2 separate regions of the Homo sapiens genome follow, and region 2 is linked to region 1. Evidence: chromatin loops called from intact Hi-C (ENCODE). Cell type or tissue: A673. All regions are shown on one strand.

Region 1 (2,500 bases):
TCGGGAGTTCGAGACCAGCCTGACCAACATGGAGAAACCCTATCTCTACTAAAAATACAAAATTAGCCAGGCGTGGTGGCACATGCCTGTAATCCCAGCTACTCGGGAGGCTGAGGCAGGAGAATCTCTTGAAACCAGAAGGTGGAGGTTACAGTGAGCCGAGATCTTGCCACTGCACTCCAGCCTGGGTGAAAGAGCGACAACTCCGTCTCAAAAAAACAAAAAGAAAATCAGAATAAAGTGTGGGTTTTAGTTATTGTTAATGTATCAATATTGGCTTATTAATTGTAATAAATGAACCATATAAGGAAAGATGTTAATAATAGGAGAAACTAGGTGTAGGGTATATATGAAAACTCTCTGCACTATTTTTACAAGTTTTCTGTAAATCTAAAATTGTTCTAAAATTAATTTTTTAAAGTCAAATAATTTACCTAAATCTATACAGCTAGTAAATACTCAAAGGTATGAGACAAACTCATAAGTTGAACCCATAAGTTGAAGTTTGAAGTTGAAGTTGAAGAAGTTTAGATGACTTCAAACTCTGTGGTTTTCCCACTACCCAAAACCTTTCTTAGTTTACCCTTCTGGGATTATGTAGGCATTTGTATCACTGTCTAAATAATAAGTTCCTTATGGCCAGAGAAAATACTTTTTTCTTTCTTTTTTTTGCGCTTCCACACCACTGACGTTGAGTAAACCAGTTTAAGTTAACTACTGACAAAGTCACAGAGCCTAAAGAATCTGAGATTTGGCCGGGTGCTGTGGCTCACGCCAGTAATCCCAACACTTTGGGCAGCCGAGGCGGGCGGATCGCTTGAGGTCAGGAATTTGAGACCAGCCTGGCCAACATGGTGAAACCTGTCTCTACCAAAAATACGAAAATTAGCCCGGCCTGGTGGCGCGCGCTTGTAATCCCAGCTACTCTGAAGGCTGAGGCAGGAGAATTGCTTGAACCCAGTAGGCGGAGGTTGCAGTGAGCCGAGATCGCACCACTGCACTCCAGTTTGGGCGAAAGAGCGAGACGCCGTCTCAAAAAAAAATAAAAAAGAATGTGACTTTTGTAGAACTTGATCAAATCCAGACCCAAACGGTCCGCTCCTCGGAGAGGCCACAGATCGGCGCTGAGCTGGGCTGTCTCAGTTCTGCAAGTGTCCTGTGCTGCCATCTACCGGTGTCTGGGAAGCGTCGCCCTCCCTTATTGTATCTCCTGGGGAGAGGTTGGAGAGGGCGCCGCTTAAACTGCAGAACATATGTAACTGTCATGCAGTTCATTAGACACCTGTACAAGGGAAAGGCCTCACTTTTCTCCAGCAATTGCAGGCCCTCCTAACTCCATATCAACACTCATCTCGTAAAATTCACAGATCTCGCTGACCTGCCTCAGTAGGTACTGATCTGACTCCTACTGTCCATCCCATCCCAGAACCCACACCCGCCTGCACAGCGTAGGCTTCAGAAACTGCTCAACCTCGCAGACCTGAACCCCACCGCCCAGATTCCCTCATTTTCACAGACCCCTGAGATTCCTTGCACTACCTTGCAATCCCTACGGACCTCCCCTATTAGTGCAAATGCACGCGCCCACCCAGACATCCCTACAAAGAGGTTAGAGTTCCGGCGGCAGCTCACACCGGTGCGAAAGCAGCGAGATAGCCCCAACCCGGCTCAGAGCCCTCAGGCTGGTGGCTTTGGCCCTGGCTCCATCTCCCCACCTCTGCCCTGATCCGCTCCGCTCAGGCTAGCAGCCTGCCGGCCGAGGCCCCGCCCCTCTAGACTTGTCATCACAGAAGCCGCACGTGGCCGGGGTGGGACCTCAGGCGACCTGCGACCATCACTTTGTCTCCTCCTTCCTCCTTTGGGGCCGCCACCGCCAATCAGAGCCAGCGGATCCTGGTTGGAGTGCGACCGCCCGGGTGAGGCGTGAGGGAGAAGGGGCGGAAGGAGGAGGGGCTCTGAGATGGGAGGGGGATCGTGGTGGAAGGGTCTTGGCGCGACTTCTGCCAGGCTGGAATCCGAGGGGGCGGGTCCTGGTGAAAGGCGGAGAGACCGAGAGGAGGCGGGGATCGGGGGTGGGGCCTGGGAAAAGCTGAGGATCCTGGGGAAATGCAAAGAAAACGCGAAGGAGGTGCGAGGTCAGAAGGGGGCGGGGCCCGGGCTACAGGGGAGGAGCTCGAGAAATTAAACGAGGAAAGGGACAAGTCCACAGAAGGTGGAAGGTGGGACAAGGGAGAGGGTGGGCCCGGGCGTTGCGGGGGCGGGGCTCAGACTGAAGGGGCGAGGTTTGCAGGCGGAGGCTACAGCTAGGGCTGCTCAGTAACTGCCCCAACCACTACCACGTCCCCAAGTGCAACGGGACCCACGGAACTACAGGTGTGGGGCAGGGTGAGCGTGGAAGAAGGGACGCGGATGGGGGTGCGCTTTGCAGACGATCTGGAGACTGCTGTGTGTTGAGGGAAGATACGAAGTCGCGGGAGCAGTTGGGGACTCAATGTGTGGG
Region 2 (2,500 bases), 490 kb before region 1:
CGCTTAGCCGCCGGGGATCAGGCTCCGCGGCCTGCCGGGGGCGGGGCTGGGCCGGGCCTCCGCTTAACTCCTTCCAGCCCGGCCTCCCGGCAGCGGCCACGCCCCCTCAGGTGCGCACCCCCGCCTCCCCGCTTTCCGGCCGCGATGCCCTGGGCCGCCCGGGTCAAATAAGCTCCGGCCTGAGCTTGAATAACGGGAGGGAATTAAGGGCTGATGGTGCGCATGCGAAGCTTAGCTGCCCAGGGAGTCCCCTCTCCTCCCTGGGTTACTGTCCGTTGAGGGTCGGGCTCAGAAACCTGCCGGATTCCTGGGCTCCAGGGACCAACGGGGCAGAAAGGTAGGCCCCTCAGGCCCAGCCGCAATCAGAGGTAGCCTAGCAACCTGTCCACCTTCCTGGCCTGCGCCCCGGCCCAGCCTGCCCATTTCCCAGGTCTCTTCGACTCCGACACCTTGAACCTCTGGCCTCCCTAACACCTTCTACCTTCACGGGAGGTTGTGATACCCCGGGGCTATAGGAAGCCTTTGGCCGGCCCATACCCAGCTTAGCCCCGACTCCTCCTCACTTCATCCTGCCGCCTCCCAATAAAGAAGAGAGTCCAGGTCCTCCGCCCTGTGACCACCCAGCCGGGACCTCCCTCTTACTACTTTGCCCAAAAGACTCTAAGAGAGAAGCCTCCACCTGCAGGGAAGCCCGTCCTTCCGCAAGATCCCACCCCCCTCAAAGAACGCTGTCCCTCGGAGACCCCTCCCTTCCTCAGTGAGACACCTCCCTTTCGGGGGCACTTTTCCCCAGTGTGGCACTGCCACCGTCAGTGTGTCAGAACCCCTCAGTGCTGCACCCCCTTGCTCTGTGTTCCTCCCACGCAGTGAGACCCCACCTCCGAGGAAATCCACTAGTCATTGTGACCCCTCCTCTCAAGGTGACTCCTCCCCTCAGTGTGACCCAGCCCTCCTCAGTGTGAGGGTTCCGCCCTCCACGTAGGAACACGGTCTGCCCCCTAAGGCCGGAGGAGGGGCTGCAACTGGCCTCTTTAAGTCGGCGCGGTGCCTGGGTGCGCACGCAGTCTCAGGACTCCGTGCACTCGCCGTACCAGACGCTTCCGGTTCTGCCGCTGGTTCCTCCTCCGGCCTCGGCGAAATAGCCAATCATCGCTAGGGTTGGGTGGTGACACGCGATCCCGGCGGTCCACTCCGGGGCAAACGGTTTAAAAGGGCGTCGTTGAGCCGCCTGCCACCTAGCGGCGGAACGGTGGGCGGAGGGAGAGAAAGCTGCCGTCTCGAGTGCGGAGGCAGGCTGAGAGCTCCTCGAGGAAGCGAGGCTGAGTCCTGCAGGAATTCTCAAGTACTGTATTGATATTTCTGTAGTAAGCTTAAAAGAGAATTAATACAAGCACAGTCCGTATCGCGTGGGGTTACCGTCTTCCAATGGAGTCTGGTTACACGTTTATGAGACTTGGAGCCAAGAAATACTACTCGCTTGTCGAGGGCTACTGAGAAAAGAATAAAGACGGTCATAAATGATACATGATGCCTTAGAGTCAAGAGAAGGCCAGATGCTGTCTTGGTGCGCTGTACAAGGGAAGGTATTGCACAAGTTTGGAGCGAGAGGAATGGGAGACATTCGCAATCCTTCCACAGCCGGTGGAGGCAGGCCAACCTCACAGAATTGCACGGGGCACGTGCATCCTGTTCTTTTTTCTGGAGGCGTTTGGTCTTCAGCACACGCTCATTCATCACATTAATGTTAACATCTACAACTAATTTGTGAATTTGCTTTTTATTGTATGACATCTGTAAACACTAGGAATTTATGCCTCATTTTGTTTAATATCATAGATCTTTTAACCGACACTGGGTTCTGGCCCTTTATCACGTTTGAGAATTACTGTAGTAGTTGGTGATGGTAATGCCAAGCCAAAGAGCCAGGTGCCTATTTTTTGTAAGATGATTGCGGTGGTTGTATGGAGGCCGGGAGACTGATTAGGAAGGAGGCTGTGACTGTGGTTCAATCAGGAAAGGATGAGACCAGCCTGGCCAACGTAGTGAAACCCCGTCTCTACTAAAAATACAAAAAAATTAGCCTGATGTGGCGAGCGCCTGTAATTCCAGCTACTCTGGAATCTGAGGCAGGTGAATCGCTTGAACCCGGGAGGCGGAGGTTGCAGTGAGCCAAGATCGCGCCATTACACTCCTGTCTAGGCGACAAGAGCGGGACTCTGTCTCAAAAAAACCTTTTGTTGTTGTTTGTATGGTGGAAAATGTCTTAACACACACACACAGAATAGAAAAATGAATGTTTATTTACCTTGGATTAGTAAGACCATTTTGTTGGAAACCCATAGTGCAAAATTGGCTTTCCTTTGCCTCAGTTGTACTGTTGCCATATTTGACCTGGCCCAGGTGAAAGTACCTACTTTCATTTACCCTTCTATGTCAGTGATTCTCCAATGAGCAATTCATGGCCAATCTTGTTTCATCTATACCCGTGCCCTCTTCCCCA

What was found. Peaks named below come from ENCODE experiments on the same cell type or tissue, not always from the same donor. Only the 100,000 strongest peaks of a DNase experiment are listed, where the experiment ranks them.
Region 2: it touches region 1 in a loop (5-fold over the local background); 27 of 110 quality-filtered maps call a loop at or near these places.

What each region holds. Positions count from the first base shown.
Region 1 is chr9:35,115,678-35,118,177 of GRCh38, reverse strand. ATOSB (atos homolog B) reads left to right here and starts at 2,316. Exons shown (of 9, transcript NM_025182.4): 1 at 2,316-2,373. RefSeq lists a silencer at 2,112-2,171. In A673, a CTCF peak has its summit at 1,181 (motif pointing left); DNase peaks (open chromatin) are centred at 1,167 and 2,017; H3K4me3 peaks cover 1,114 bases; H3K27ac peaks cover 259 bases.
Region 2 is chr9:35,602,788-35,605,287 of GRCh38, reverse strand. It overlaps TESK1 (testis associated actin remodelling kinase 1), which reads right to left and starts at 26. Exons shown (of 10, transcript NM_006285.3): 1 at 1-26. RefSeq lists a silencer at 1-200 and an enhancer at 681-790. In A673, CTCF peaks have their summits at 1,021 and 1,229 (motif pointing left); DNase peaks (open chromatin) are centred at 67 and 1,107; H3K4me3 peaks cover 1,778 bases; H3K27ac peaks cover 1,625 bases.